2 separate regions of the Homo sapiens genome follow, and region 2 is linked to region 1. The links are chromatin loops, found by intact Hi-C in ENCODE. Cell type or tissue: PC-3. All regions are shown on one strand. Links, peaks and the distances in the headings refer to the core of each region. The heading gives the core; the rest is flanking DNA. Region 1 overlaps CEP152 (centrosomal protein 152). Region 2 has its middle 72 kb from the start of FBN1-DT.

What was found. Peaks named below come from ENCODE experiments on the same cell type or tissue, not always from the same donor. Only the 100,000 strongest peaks of a DNase experiment are listed, where the experiment ranks them.
Region 2: it touches region 1 in a loop (10-fold over the local background); 6 of 110 quality-filtered maps call a loop at or near these places.

The regions. Positions count from the first base shown.
Region 1 is chr15:48,796,402-48,804,746 of GRCh38, forward strand. CEP152 (centrosomal protein 152) reads right to left here. Exons shown (of 27, transcript NM_001194998.2): 3 at 1,547-1,650; 4 at 1,260-1,329; 5 at 900-1,178. Among named protein-coding and RNA genes, the nearest start is that of CEP152, 10 kb to the right of the region's middle. RefSeq lists an enhancer at 1,828-2,367. In PC-3, for the core only: a CTCF peak has its summit at 4,862 (motif pointing left); DNase peaks (open chromatin) are centred at 790 and 6,670; H3K4me3 peaks cover 316 bases; H3K27ac peaks cover 2,853 bases.
Region 2 is chr15:48,713,161-48,721,505 of GRCh38, forward strand. No RefSeq gene overlaps it. Among named protein-coding and RNA genes, the nearest start is that of FBN1-DT, 72 kb to the left of the region's middle. In PC-3, for the core only: a CTCF peak has its summit at 4,496 (motif pointing right); no DNase peak of the experiment used is centred there.

The sequences.
Region 1 (8,345 bases), core at 260-8,259:
ACACCTAAATTCTACTTTTGAGCACACAATGAAGGCAATTTTATAAATAAAACCCAAGAATTCCAATAAGACTATATAGAAATATTTTATTACAAATGATTTAGATTATGCCAACATCTTGGGAATATAAAAATGCACATATCCAATAACATGAACATGGACCACGGTGCCTCATATCTAATAAATAGTAACTCTTATGGGATGAATAATAACATTCTACGGAGATAGAATTAAGAGAAAATAACCACTTAACAGCCTAAAAAATCCATCCTGTCATTGCGTGACACAGACTAGCTGTTGAGGTATTTGCTGTCATTGAGAAATTCTAAGAAGCAACTAACTATATCCTGAGGTCTTACTTCATTAAACTCCCCCCCAGGAAAAACAAGGTTTTTTGGTTTTTCCTTCACATTCATCCTGTCTACTGTTATATCACCATACAATAGAGATATCAGCTTTGACATGTTTAACCTAAAATTTGTTATGGGTGGTGAGCAAGAAAACTGAGGAAATTAAATGTTGCCACCTACACAGAATTACTGCTTTAAAAACTACAATAAGAGACCTGAACACAGCTTCTCATTGAAGCACAGTGCAGTGGTAGAAGCAGCAGTAAATGAGGATAGTTATTCTTTGGCAGACTTAACTTTTAATGTTTAATCAACTATGTCCAAAGAGCCTCTATTTTAAACTTCTGACTTAAGATCATGATTGTATTAGACTGTAAACAGAAAATACCATGACTAATTCACCATGAACCTGAATAAGTGCCCTCTCAGAACTTCGTGTGGTTAAATCATCTTACCATTGTACTCACATACATTTCCTGAACACACACAAACATCACGCAAATGCGTGTGCACACACACAAGTTCTTGAAAGTCAAGTTTTTACAATACCTGAAAATGGTTCCATTGAGGATCTGAAAATTTAATTACATTGGTTGCTTGGTTATTAAATTCCTGCTTCTGACCATTGGTATATGGCCTAAAGTTTTCAGGAAGGTGATATAAATCAGTCTGTTCACATTTACTTGGAGGACTATAACCACTTCCACCTTCATCTCCACCTTCTTCAGGATGGTACACAGGATGTCGGTCTTCAGTTTTACTTCTATTTTCTTCCCAGACATTACCACATTTTTCTCCAGCATATAAACTCTGAATTTCATTATAGCCCTATTAGATAACAAGAGTAAAACAAAAGCACGAAGATCCAGTCCCACCCTCACCAAAGTCATCATCACACCAGATACTTACATTTACACTTTGAGATTTGGGCAGCATTTGCTCATTCCAGCTCATCTCCAATTGCTCAGGATGATGTGGTCTCGAGAAAAAGGAATACTTTCGATTTAAAGCGTATCATTTATTTGTACATAGATAACACAAAGAACCCCAAGATTTTAACCTTTTTCCTTCCAATCTTCACCCAAAATTTTAAGAATCAATTTACAATTTTATAATCATGTAATTATTAATCTTCATCAAAAGAAAAAGACTTATAGAATTGCAATATACAAGTGAAAGTGACTTCAGGTGCTTACTGTCCGTCTGTGCCATCCTCGCTGCAGTCCGAATACTGGAGCTCTGGAGAGGAGAGGTCGTCATCCAGCATGTCATGGGGAAGGTCTGTGAGTAACTGCTGCAACTGAGTCAAAAGGTCTGCATCAATATCATACCAACTTAAACACAAGACACCAAGCCAAAGCTGCCTTGGAACGAGTGGTTTTTTACTGTAGAGGTCAAAGAAGTTCATAATTCCCTCCTTTAATTAACTTCTTAAGTTCCACACAAATTATATTCATCATTTCACTTGGGGAAAAGGGAATGCATAATTTTAGGATTTATATCAGAAGGCTTTTTTTTTTTTTAACGAAGATCTCAGATTTAAATACACATAGAGCAGAATTCAAAAACTTTTTTATGGAAACACAGCAAGTCACAATAATGGTACAATCAATGCATTATGTTATCACAGGGCAGGCAGACTAAGTCTCAGAATCCTGTTTTATCAGTAATCAGACCTTGGGGAATTGACAATTAGGCATCCCACAGGGAATGTGAGTAGCCAGATGCACTCTGGCCAGGTGATGAGAACAGCAGCAGCAGCAGGTGGCCTAGAAGCTCTTAAATGCTCTGATAATGTAGAAACCCGTGGGAGTCACTAATTAGTAGAGAGCCATCTAATTCCAAAGATGAAAAGATACATAATACCCTGCTCTCATACAACATCTGAGTAAAAGAAGAGTTGGAAGACTGTTTTCTATAGATAGCACATGCAAAAGCATGACACTACATCTGACATTAAATGTTTGATTTCTCTCTCCTATTATTTTCTAGAAAAAAATCAGTTTTAGCATTCTGCTTATTATATAAACTAGATAGACAAAATTAATTCATTCAAATTTCAAATGTGATAAAAAGATGAGTAAATAAGCTAGTCTGTTAGACATAATTCAATAACATTTAGGATTTCAATAACTGTCTGCTATTGTCTTTCTTCAAAACCCAATATAATAATATTACCCTAAAAATCCCAATATAATGTATTTCTTAAATTATGTAACAATTAGAAGATCAAATATTATGTTACTAAATACTTTTTAGGGAAACTGTTTCTAATTACTTCTCTTTAAGAAACTAAGCACCAGTTTAATTGACAGCTTGATTAAATCCCTCCAAAGGACATAAATCAAACCCCATAACATTGTGCAAGTGGATTTTAAAGACTTTAAATACTTTGTAAAACCTTTCAGGAAAAAAAAAATGAGATGCTCCCTGGTCTATAGCATTTTTTTTCCACTTTACCTGTCATTAGTACAAAAGAAATGGAATGTGTCCATAAAACATATCTGAGTATTATATTAAGAATTACCAAAAAAAAAAGTTTCTTAAACAAAATATGTATAGTAAAAGTTAAATAAATATATTTTATGGAAGGTCTGAAAGGAATGCCCCAAATTCTTAACTGAGCTTTGGTGAAATAAAATTTGGGAATGGGAACAGAGTATGTTGGAGGTGGGTGGGAATACTTCCTCACTCTATATTTATTTCTCATATTCACTGGATGGGTTTTTTTTAAAGGGTTTCTCAATCCATTTGTCATCTAAAGATGCAACAAGAGAAAGATATTTTCTTCAATGAAAAGTTATCTTCATCTTTAAATCTTTTAACGCTAACATTAACACACAAGACCCTCATTAAATGCTCATCTCCACATGCAAGGTACTTGAAAAATCATTTTGAGAATTAGCCATATCAGAGTTGACTGAGAGATATAAAAAACAAGAAATACAAAAGACACAACATGAAAAACAAAACAGAACACATCAACATATTTGTACAAGACATGCCTCAAATGAAAGGTAGCAAAGCAATTCTACAAAGACACAAATGCACTAGAGAAAAAAGTTGCATCTATGAGGTCTTTTAAAAGTAGCACCACTTGTTGTCTAGAATTATGCATCACTGCTTTAAGGAAAAAGACTACCCCCACATGTTACACAAGGAAAAATAAAACAAATCTTTTATACTTACATTAAGTAAAGACTCCTGAACAGAAAGAATATTTTCTTGTAAACCTTCAGTAAGGTTCAAGTACATAGCCTTAAAATTCAGGGGCGCCTTGACAGGGACATCTGAAGAGTACATTGTTTTCCCCGCACAAAAACAAAAAACTACATAATAATTCAGCAGTTATTGTAGCTTTGTGACACCACAAAATTGGCATCCACAGAGAAAAATTAATTTGAGTATAAGCAATCAGCTAATCAAAATGCTTCTGGATACATACATAAACATCAACTAGCAAAATCATCCCTATAGTATTCAGAGTCTTGCAAGATATTTTACATATATGCTAACATTTTAAAATTGATCTTCAAAAAATTTATCCATCAAGTTCTTTGGCATAGCTGGGTCATATTCCCTGGCTTCTGTAAGTTTCAGGGCAGAGAAAAGCTAAATGAAGTCCTCCTAAATAAGGCCATTCAGGAACAAAATTCCACCTCCAGTGTTTCCATTTCCCAGGATCAAAGTGTGCCCTCCTCATATACATTGTCAAATTGCCCTTTGGTCACTAACCTTGTGCAATAAAACACAAAATTGCCGTATCTAGATATGCATGTTACCAAATACAGAAATTTAGAAACTATAAATTTTCCTCATTAAAGATCTATCAAACTTCCAAATACAGATTCAAGAACAGAAATAACAATCCTTATAAGTGATAAGATTTAATACCACTCATTAATTTAAAATTCATCAGACTGCTTTTTGGCAGCAAGCAGCAATCTCAACAGGATATTACTGTGTATTAACCGAGTTTAAAAATTTAACAGATACCTTCCCTGTAAGAAAGATAATTTGCCACTCTAAGGCTTCAGTTGAAATAAATTCAGAATCATTCTATAAACTCCCCTCCTTTTCTACTTCATGTTTCTTTCTTAAAAAGAAAAAAAAAGAGAGCATTTTACTCAAAGAACTTTGTTAACAAAACACTTTGCAATAACCCATGTAGAACATACAAAAGCCTACATTCAGGGGCAAATGTAAAACAGAGAACATGTAAACCTTTTGTTAGGATTTTCAACTTAAATTAACTAAACAGATTATCTTCAGAGCCTATAATCCTCAATATTCATGAAGGCAAGAGGCCTCAAGTTACAAACCATACAATAATCTTCTCCCAAGAGAAAGGGTAGCAAATGGAATACCTAACGGTCATATTCCCTTTGAACAGGTGACCTCTTAGTACGCTTCTAAAAAGATTCTGATATTTTCAAATATGAATTATTAAATAATGCTTTCATGGATACACGCTAAATGTAAACAAATACTAGCTTTACAACTCCCTCTAGTGGAAACAAAATATCAAAATGCTTCCGCAATTACATCAAACAAGGCAGTTAAAAAGTGGAAGAAAGGCTATGCAATGGAAACCTTGCCTCTAAAATACATGATGCTGAGCTCAATGGAGCTTTATTATTCTATTAGAGAAGTACCACTATAAAAACCAAGTCAGTATTGCCAAGTGCAAGTTTCTATCTGCCACCTGCTACCTAAACCATCTACCTTTCTACTCAAGATCATTTTCAAATATGTCATCACTAAATGACCCGTCAACACTAAATGATCCATCATCAGCAAATATTATCTTGATATCATAGATTACCAAGTATTTCTGCCCCAAATCACCAGCTCCAGAATATATACACACATAAATAGATAATTTTACTATCTGGAACCAACAACAATCACAGAGCTACTTCTGGTGACACTGCAGAAAGTACATGTCTACTCCAGCTGACTGTGAGAGTCCAAAATGGCAATCTTGTTTAAGCTGTGGCTTTACCAACAACTGAGAGGCTTATAACAAGCATGCCTATTACAAAAAGACCTTTATCTGGGGCTGGGTGCAGTGGCTCACACCTGTAATCACAGCACTTTGGGAGGCCGAGGCAGTTGGATCACCTGAAGTCAGGAGTTCAAGACCAGCCTGGCCAACATGGCAAAACCCTGTCTCTACTAAAAATACAAAAAAAATTAGCCAGGCATGGTGGTGCATGCCTCTAATCCCAGCTACTTGGGAGGCTGAGGCAGGAGAATCGCTTGAACCCGGGAGGCAGCGTCAGCCAAGATCCCGTGATTGCACTCCAGCATGGGCAACAGAGCGAGACTCCATCTCAAAAAAAAAAAAAAAGAACTATATCTCTGTAATATCCAACTGTGCAATCACAAGTATAGAGACTTAGGTGAAAAGCATTTTTGCAAAGTCATATTGTTACATTATGAGTGAGTTAATACAAGAGCTTCTGAATTATTTTCTGGGACAGCTTTATAAAGAAAAGTTTGCTTTGGATGATATCTCCTTCTTAGCAAGAAGGACAAGTATTACCAGCAGCTCTCAAGTGGTACAATCAGAAAATAATGCCCTCCAGTTAGTTAGGAGAAACATAAGTAATGTGTGACAATTAATTGATATTAACTGACGATACATATCTCTATGATGTCATCACTCTCACTGATCTACACCCTAATCTGCTCTGTCGACTATTTTTAAGAGATGAGAGTTTCAGTTGAAACACTGTGAGAAGCTGTGGTTTATGTACCTCTCTACTATGCCTTTATGCCTTGACTCACAGTGGGCCAACTTTTACTAATGTACCATTAAGAGTTGTAGCACTTTAGAAATACATTATAGGACGTTTCTAAAAAATTCTTGCTTTTTTTTTTCCCAAAATATGGGTATATTTGTGATGGTCTCTGGCTTGAGATCCACTGGTCTAAATATCCTCTAAATATTGAATAAAGTATTTACTAAATCCTTTCCTTTTTCTGAATGTTAAAGGCACTTTCTCCCTTTGACCTTCAATACAAACAATGGAGAGAATAGAAATGGAAAAAGCAAAATCATAATTGTAAAGCTGCTCATTAGGATGGCATGAAGGTTGGAATGGTGTATTCATTGGGATATGGGCCCATGTGGACAAAATCCCAACTGGCACCAAAACAACAAAATTAAACACAGCTTGGAAAAACATGCTGTATTAGCAACTAGCCTTTCATCCCAGGCAGTGAAAATCAGGACTATCCAACCATGTACCAAGACAGGCTCTCACAAACCCTTAGCAGGGTAGACTATGAGTCAGATGTGGTATGCCTGGTAAGCCTTATAGCACATCATCAGGGATAAAGGCATTCCTCCCACATCAGCAACTTGAACACAAAGTGATTCACTAAGTAGAGAAAGCAATATGCATTAGCCCACTGCTAACAGTTATAACCTAGCCACAATCCCAAAGCCACAGTCCCAAAGCTACCAACCAGGTAGACAGGATAAAACAGCTTTTTTTCTTTAATCTCTTAAGGCTGTGAACCATTTGGCTATTGCTGGGTCAGGAAGACTGAGACAGTTAAAAAAAACCTTCTAGATATGCATTCAAGCTTGGGTTTGACCACCCAATTTATTACTTTAACTTGTAGTGACAAAGTATACATACAGCTGAAGATTTGTGAACAGTTCCGAAGTTTGTTACTAAAATTTGAACCTCTCTAGCCTCTCATCTCACTTTTTCCCTTGCAGCAATTATTTTTTAAAGTAAAAATATTTTTATTAACATGAAGTTTTTTACAAATTTAACCATAATCATCATGTTAGAGTCAATTCAGCTATATATCCTTCCACTCTGCTAGAAATACTCATTCTTAGATACTTGATCTTTCAAGAACAACTTTTCCCCTGAAATTCCCTATCCCAGCATACAATCTATCAAAGAGGTGATCCCAAATAGCTGTTTTCTATATTATCTAGAATTAATTGCCTCCTTAACTAGTATCCCCTCTAAAATTTTAACCACACAATACACTGGCAGACCTATCTCTCTAATATATTTCTCAATGAAAAATCACCTGTCAAAATATTTTTTCTTCTTTACAGTAGTGATTATTTAAACTGACCTTCTCAAGAATCCCAGTGGCTAAACCCCAGCCAACTATCCAAGCCCAGTCATGAATACCTCATGCTGCAGGTTCAAAGTAACAGAAAATCCTCATTCCCATCCTTGCCACAATTGTTGTGAGGGGCCCTGCCAAAATCCGGAAACCCTCACCAGGGTCATAAACTCAAATGCCCTCAGGGCCCTGGCAGAGAATTTACCAGAGTGAAGCAGGCAGGTCTGAGTGCATAAGCCCATGTCTGTGTGAGAAGTGGGGACTGTGGCCAGCTGGGGAAGGAGAGCCACTGCTCAGTTCCAGCCCGCCTGCTGCCATGTGCAAATACAGGCCAGGTGTGGCCAGGGCTTTGGATGTTTTTTAGATAAGCCAGAGACTCTGCAGTGCTGCATAAAATTTTCCCATCTTCAAATACAGATTCAATTTTTTAAAAGCACTCTGCAACCAACAATACCTGTCTGAACCAAATCCAGCAAGTTGCCAGTTTTCTATCACTGCCTTAATTCTACCACCAGCCACATGAGCAATGGTCAACTGACCCTATTCCTTGCTTCCTGTTAATACTCATGGTCCACAATAACTATTAAAAAAGACTTTTTTACATGTTAGAAAATGGGTCATATAAAAAATAGCGTCAGGACAAAAGAAGCCTTTTATCACAGACAATCAAGAAATTTGACTTACACTAAAAACAACCAAAACAACTAAATTGACTTCCACCAATAACACTATTACTGCTGCTATTACTATTGCCACCATTTACTGAACATTTGCTATGTGCCAAGAATTCTGCTAAACACTTTACATATAAATAATATGGTCTCTCCCTTTTATTCCTTTCCTTCTATAATCTATTCACCATGCAGCCTTCTGAAAGATCTTCAAAAATAT
Region 2 (8,345 bases), core at 46-8,045, 83 kb before region 1:
CCCACGTTAGCCTCCCAAAGTGCTGGGATTACAGGTGTGAGCTATTGTACCTGGAAATAGTAAATTTTTAAAGGCATTGCATTATTATTAAATTGGCAGGCTGAGTACTGGATTATGAATTGAAGGTCTTTTTCCATCAGAAGTGTAAAAGCACTGTTCCACTGTTTTCTAATTTTATTTGTTGCAAGTGAGAAGTCTGATCCCCTTCTAATTTTTAATTCTTGTTCTATGACCTCTTTTTATGTAAACATTTATGTGAAAGGCTGAAAACAATTTATATGTCAAATAAGAGGTTTATTTATTTCTATCTTTTCATTCAGGTCAAATAATATAATGTCTGTATACAATTAAGCCATTAAAAAGGGGGAGGCTCCAGTGAGGTGAGATCACACCACTGTACTCCAGCCTGAGTGACAGAGTGAGACCCTGTCTCAAACAAAACAAAACAAAAAATTATATTTTATAAAAATATTTAATGTCATAATAAAATCACCAAGATGAAAGAGATTATATATTCATGTTTTAAAATACTGAAAACTAATTCACCAAAATATTAAAAGTGCTGCTGCTGGGTGATAAAATTTTGGGAGTTTCTTCTTTTTAGTAACTTCTGTATTAAAAACATTTCTAAAACCTGTTTATTTTTACAGTTGGGTTTGAAAAATGTGTCCTAATGCCATGTTAAAGTCTTCCTAGAGCCAGTAATAAATATCAATGTTACATTGGAAAAAAACAAAGGAGAAGATTACTATAAATCTTTATAAATGCAGTTTTAAGTTTTAACCTCATATTGCTGGCATTTTATTATAGACTTTTTTCTTTTTTTTTTTTTTAAGACAAGTTCTCATTCTGTCACCCAGGCTGGAGTGCAGTGGTGCAATCTCAGCGCACTGCAACCTCTGCCTCCCAGGCTCAAGCGATCCTCCCACTTCTGCCTCCCAAGTAGCTGGGATCACAGGCATGCACCATTGCACGTGACTAATTTTTGTATTTTTGGTAGCGACATGGTTTCTCCACTTTGCCCAGGTTGGTCTTGAACTCCTGGGCTCAAGCAATCCTCTGGCCTCAGCCTCCCAAAGTGCTGAGATTACAGGCATGAGCCACCATGCCCAGCCTTATTATAGACATTTTCTAACATATGGCAAAGTTAAAATAATTTGTCAGTGAACCATTGTATGCCTACCACCTAGAATATATGAATAATATTTTACTATACTTGCTTTATCCCCTGTCTACCCATCCCTCTATCCACATCAATCCCTCTTTTTTTTTTAGTATTTCCAAATAAATAGCAGACATCCATACTCTTCCCTCTAAATGTTTCAGCATGCATTTTAGAGTTCAATATTTTCTGTATTGTTAATATTTAGAGTTCAACATTGTCTGCAGTACTTTTCTTTTGAGGTAAAACTTACAAACCTGAAGTAAAAGGTAAAACCTGAGTAAAATGTACAAACCTGAAGTGTACATTTGTTGAGTTTTGACGATTGCAAACATCTGTGTAATCCAAACTGCTATCAAGATATATTACTATATCACTTCATGTAAATTGTAGAGCACTTGCAATCATATAGTCCACTTATCAGCCACCTCCATCCCTTATTTTATGCTATAATTGTCATATGCATTAAATTTATATACATTATAAACATGAGACAATGTTATAATTTTTGCTTAAAATTGTTATATATATATTTTAAAGAAACAGATAAAAAATATTTTCTAGTTACCAGTTCTGATGCTCACCTTTCCTTCCCTTCCCCTCTCCTCTTCTCTTCCTTTCCCTTTTTTTTTTTTTTTTTCCTGTAGCTTTTTAAAGATGTTGGTTAATTGTTTTCTGGTCTCTTCATTTCTCATGAGACTTCAGTGGTCATCAAATAATTGTTCCCTTATATATAGTTTGTTGTTTTTTTTTTTTTGCCTGCTTTCAGAAATTTCTCATTGTCTTTGGTTTTCAGCACTTTGGTTATGCTATGACTTGGAGTTTGCTGAGCTTTTTTAAACTGTAAATTTATAATTCATATAAAAATTGGGGTCTGGGCACGGTGGCTCACGCCTGTAATCCCAGCACTTTGGGAGGCCAAGGCGGGTGGATCACGAGGTCAGGAGATCAAGACCATCCTGGCTAACATGGTGAAACCCCGTCTCTATTAAAAATACAAAAAATTAGCCAGGTGTGGTGGCAGGCACCTGTAGTCCCAGCTACTCTGGAAGCTAAGGCAGGAGAATGGTGTGAACCTGGGAGGCAGAAGTTGCAGTGGGCCGAGATCATGCCACTGCACTCCAGCCTGGGCGACAGAGCGAGAGTCTGTCTCAAAAAAACAAAAAGCAAAAAACAAAAAAACAAAAACAAAAAAAAAAGGGAGAAATTTTGTCCATTAATGCTTAAAATGTTTCTTTTGTTTAATTTTCTTTTTCTCCTCTCCTCTGGGCCTCTTATTATACATATGTTAAACCTTTTGGCTTTGTACCACAAATCCTTGATGCTTGCTTGCTTTCTTTGTTAAGTTTCTTTGACCACTCTATTGCCTATTAGATAATTCTATTGATTCTACTTTCAAGTTCAGTGGCTCTTTCCTCTGTCATCTCCTTCTGCCATTAAGCCCATGGTGAATGTTCTATTTCAGATAATTTAATTTTTAGTTCAAGAATCCCTATTTGGTTCTTTTAATGGTTTATTTCTTTGCTGAAATTTCCTATCTTTTCATTCATTGTAAGCATATTTCCTTTTACATCACTGTGCATGTGTACAACAGCTACTTCAAAATTCTTGCCTGTTACTTTCAACATTTGGATCATCTCAGGTTTGGTCTGTGTTGACTATTATTTTTCTTGAGAATAGATCACATTTTTTGTTGTTTCTATTATGTTGAGTAATTTTGGATTATATCCTAGACACTGTGAAAATTATGTGAGAAGACTCTGGATTTGGTTATATTCCTCCAAAGAGTATTACTTTTTATTTTGTTTTGTTTTAGCAGGCAAGTGACTTAGTTAGACCAAAACTGTAAACTCTTCTCTCTTGGGCAATAACCCAAATCTCAGTCCAGTTATTTTATTCTTAAGGAAGCTACTTGGAATCTGGTCCATCCATGAAGAAGTCACAGATCAACAAAGATTTGAGCAATTTTTAGTTTCCCTTTCCTGGTTTTATGATTGCTAGGATTCCCCCTTCACTTTCCAGTAGCTACAATTGCCTTGAACTCTGTGCTCTGATTCCTTAGACCAGAAAGACTCCCAATTTTCTATGGGCATTTCAGCTACCACATGTTGCCAACTGTGGTCTGCCTTCAGGCGAAGAGCTGTTAAAACACAGGAAATCTACCCTTTACCATTCCCTTCTCCCAAATGCCAACCTCCCTCCAGAATAAATTTCATTTTGTTCAGGCTTCATTGCCTCCAGGTAGATTTTTGTTTGTTTTTTATTTTGCCCAGAGGTTATAATTGTTTTCTGTGGGAGGACCAGTCTAGCAGAAGCTTAATCAGGCATTCCTAAAGTGAACCATCAACTTTAGGAATGCTGATGAAAATTTTTCATACAAAAGAGTAAAACTTTTATTTAGGAGAGTGGAGGTAAGTAGAAATTCTTTGGAGAATGGTTGTGAAAATTTAAGGAGAATGAAACAGAACTAAAAATTACACAGCAAGAATTCAGACTATATAGACTAAGGAGGTCTCCAAGCCAAAGGACACCTCTAAGCAGGTGCTGCACCAATTGGCAGTAGCAAGAAGGAAAGCAACCCAGAGTTTATATTGTCAATACTTTCATCTCTACATGTCCCTGTTAACACTTACCCTTCCCTTCCTGATGTAAACCCCTCCCCTCCTAGAGTATCAACAACACATAATACACTTACTGAGTTTGATTTCCAAGTTCCTCCAGGCATAAGTCTCTCCTCCATTGATGAGCATCTGAGTGGGTAAGTGTAGGCTTTCTACTGCCATGGGTATCAGGTTTATCCTTGTGTCCTCTTGGGTGAGTTATCTTTCTGAGACTTAGCTTCTTCACCTGCAAAATGGGGAAAGTGAACTAACAGGTCTTTAACCATTTTTTTTTTTTTTTTTTGAGATGGAATCTTGCTCTGTCGCCCAGGCTGGAGTGCAGTGGTACGATGTTGACTCACTGCAACCTCCGCCTCCTGGGTTCAAGCTATTCTCCTGCCTCAGCCTCCTGAGTAGCTGGGACTACAGGTGCACGCCACCATGCCCAGCTAATTTTTGTATTTTTAATAGAGATGGGGTTTCACCATATTGGCCAGGCTGGTCTCGAACTCCTGACCTTGTGATCCGCCCGCCTTGGCCTCCCAAAGTGCTGGGATTACAGGGGTGAGCCACCGCACCCGGCCAACCTTTTTTTTAATCTCCGAAATTATATAAACTTGTATAGAAATTCTACAAAACATCAACATGCTTTAAACATATTGCAAAATCATTTTTTTCCTCTAACATCTGCTATCCCATACCACACTCAGGGTATCATGTGCTATATAAAAATCCACTAGAGGGGAGTAAAACATTAAGTGAGAACATACAACAACTCAAGTTGGGTATCCTGTATAAATTATACTTGCAACTGTTACCTTATGTCTATTGTTTCTGATCAATCTCACTTAATTGCTTTAAAACCCAAAGATGTGAGGGAATCACTGATTCCATGTCAAAGTCTTCTGCTCTGTGGAATAAAGCCCCACGCCTAAGGCTAGGGAGTCTTTGTACTCTTTAAAGCCACTCACTAATGGAACAAGAGCAGTTCCTTAAAACAATACACATGCCCATTCCATTTCTAGTTTTCTTTTTATTTATAACTAAGTTATGGTGACCAAAAAGATTCCCTAAACCTTAATTCAGAAGAGAAGTTTCCTTCTGAGCACTAATTCTCACTGAAAGGCAAAAGCAACTGCAGTGTTCCTGATCCTTGAGTAGTTCAATATTTAAAGAGACTGCAGAACATTGTCTTTGTTCCAAGTTCTTTGCACCCCAAAAGCTGATTTCCAAGTTCTTTGTTCCAAGTTCTTTGCACTCCAAAAGCTGATTTCCAAAAGCTGAAGGAAGGAGTCCTTAGGTGGGGGTCCCCTCACATTAAGATTATTAAAGACCCTGGCCCATTGGTTTACTACTTCCACTTTAAAGAAATATAATTTTAACATAGTAAATTCATCACCTCTTCAAAGTTTTCCAAGAAGATCTGGGCCCTGGTTCTTGTTCTCGGGGAGAGACATTTTCAGGGAAAGAGAAGAGGGGACACGGGCAGGAGAAGGAAGGTGGCCCCTACTGAGGCTCCACTGGAGAATCAGCTTAGAAGGCTAGGCATCAGGACGATCCAGGCACACACATTCTTTAATTTGTATTTCTAGAGGGTGTCTACATTTCTTACTTTCCTAGTAGTTACAGAATGATAAAGAATGGATATCACTAACTTTAGAGTCAGCTGACAAGAGTTTAAATCCTAGATAAATTAGTTGATTTCAACTGTAAGTCCATAAGGAAATGGTGATGAAAACAAAAGAACAAAACTTGTTCCTTCACTATGTATAGCTTGAGAAGTGCTGGTGGACAGAGGCTGCCTTGAAGCAAGAAGTCCCTTTAGTTTAGGGACTTGGGCAGCCCAAAGTAATCTGCAGGGTTAAAGCCAGGGAATTAAACAGCTGGACTTCACTTTCTTCTTCCTTCCTATCTCCTGCCAGCGCTACTCGGTGACCAAACCCAACTGGGAGCTGGAAAGAGGATGAGTAAGCACTGTTGATGCAGCTCAAACCTGTCAGAGCCCCAAAGTCTAGAGCAGGGTGGAGAAGATGAAGGGAGGGTCTGGAGGAGCAAACAGTTGACAAGCAGATGCAAAATTATTCCTGTAACATCTCCACTTAGACTTACAGTTCCAATTCTAACATGTGAGAAAAGGCTTATTATTATTATTATTATTAGCAGAAGTATCTTCCCCTTCAGCAAGTGCTCCTTGAAGTGCTACTTTGAAGGTCTGGGGAGCTCTGGGGAAGGATGGAGGGCATATTGGAATGTTCTATTTCTACTATGCCATTCTTTAAGGGCAATCAATAAAGGAACACCACAGAAGCAGCAGTGTAGTGGCCCATAGCTGCAGGTTCCTCTAGGATGAGTCTGGCCTGGCAAGGACTGGGGCATTTGCCCAGCAGCTGCCTATTACGGTAACTGTTTCTGATTATTTTGTAGTGGCTCAACTTGTTTGGGTTAAACCATATTCCCCAGAATTCCCTTGCTAATAGGTTCTGCCCAGGTTGGGCTACAGGAGATATTCTCTTGCAAGAGTTGGGGGATGGAAGGGAAATAGCAGCCATTTTGTTGCATTCACATGCTTCTGCCAGTTATGCAATCGAACACGAATGTAGGTGCTGCGATGAAGGAACTTGTGGGTATAAATAAGTTCCTAATCAGGTGATCCTTAATTAGGGAAATTATCCTGTGTGGGCCTGACTTAACTGGTTGGAAGGCCCTACACGAAACAGAGACCCTGCCTGTGAACAGTAGCTTTGACCTGTGCACGTGGGGTCCCAGCTTGCTTGTGCTCTTCCCTTCTTGACTGCCTATTCTGTAGACTTTGGACTCACTTACCCAGCCCCCACAATTGTATACGTAACTTCCTTAGTATCTATCTATCCATATTAGTCATCTTTATCTCCTATTGGTTCTGCTTCTCTGTTTGAACCCTGACTGATAACACTACTTCTTACACGTGGGCAGGCAGGGAAGGCAGTGGAACAGTTCTCATTCCAGTCCCTGTGCCCCCTACACACCCCCACTAGCTCAGTGTCATCCTTTCCAGACTCAGTTTTTCTGTGACCCGTGTCCTTCTCTGACCCCCAATGACACAGGCAGCTCCTCCACTCCCATTAAAGAGGACCTGGAAGGCAAGGAAGGGCCACAGTCAGGGAATCCAGAAGAATGACCTGGTAGAAGGGATGGAGGTGAAAAAGGTAGATGCAAAGAACTGAAGGATCGATTGACAGAAGGAAGGAGGAGAAGAGGAACAAGATTGGTGGGGAAGCAGGACGGGTGGTTTAGGAAAGGTACAGAGAGAAGATCTGGAGGAAGGGAAGGAGTGAGGTCGTAGGAAGGAGAGGGAGACTAGCAGGGTACACCTGTGTTTAGCTTTGTCCTCCTTTGTCATCATCCCCTCCTTGGGAAAGGGAAGGCTGTTTCCACTAGTAGGATGCCTCACACTTCAGTTATAAATAATCTGTGGAGTACCACCCCATATGTGTAAGTGGCTAATCTTTTTTTGTTCCAGTTTTCACTATTTTCAGGTCTTCAATTTTTAGTACTAAAAAGCATAACAATGTTATTCATATGCTTGCTTTAAAATTTTTGATATAAGCGAGGTACAGAACAGTAGGTATACTATGCTACCACTCATATAAAATATGGGATATTTATTCATTTATACTCATGTAAATAGGTTTTGAGTAACAAACTCTGCTTCAAGGGTGGAGAATTAGGCAACTGGGACCAGAGCTGGGAAAGGGGCTTTTTATATATTAATGTTTTAAATGTGGACTTGCTTATGAATTGTCACCATAGATATTGATTATTCTCTGTGCTGCACCTATATGTAAGTAAAACACATAGAGGAGTCAGCCACTGCTATCCTTTCCTACATCTCTCCAAAGCTCAGTCTGTGACAACAGTGAGGCAACACTCCCTGGGAAGGTATTGCCACATATGATTCTGTTCCTCCTCAGCAAACAAATGATTTGTGCCAGTTAACTTAATGCGCCGCAATGATCCTGCTCACCATTGCCATGACCACCCATCCCATGTGCTTTGTGGGAAAATGAGAAACCCCAATAACATATAGAGCCGAGGTTTCTGTACTAGCTTTAGTGAGAGCTCCAGAACAAAGGGAACACATTTTGTACCCATTTAAATCAAAACCAGGCATCTCTGCTTAGGGTGTGCATCCTGATTAAGCAAGCAAAGTTGCACCCACCCCAGAGGAGCCAGCATATACAAGATACATCACGGAAGGACTCTTTCCCTGGTTTTTCTCCAACAGAAACTCGCCTTATGGATTTGGGCTTAAACAATTATCTATGGTCTCTAGAATCGTGGCAGCAAAGGGAAATCAGAGCAGATCAACTTAGTTTAATTTTGAAAAACCCACGGAGAAGGTTTGTGTGATTACAAAGCAATAGATTGAAATGACAGTGAGTTTTGCCAGCTGGAACCATTGAGGAAAGGGTTCTTGGTGGTAAAGCAACTACGTGTCTTGAGAAAACAACTAGTATGTGTTGCAGGCTCAATGGAATTTGCTTAATAAGTTGCACATTTGTCATTGTAGGTCAGTTCTTTGGGTGCCAGAAGACATAACTTCT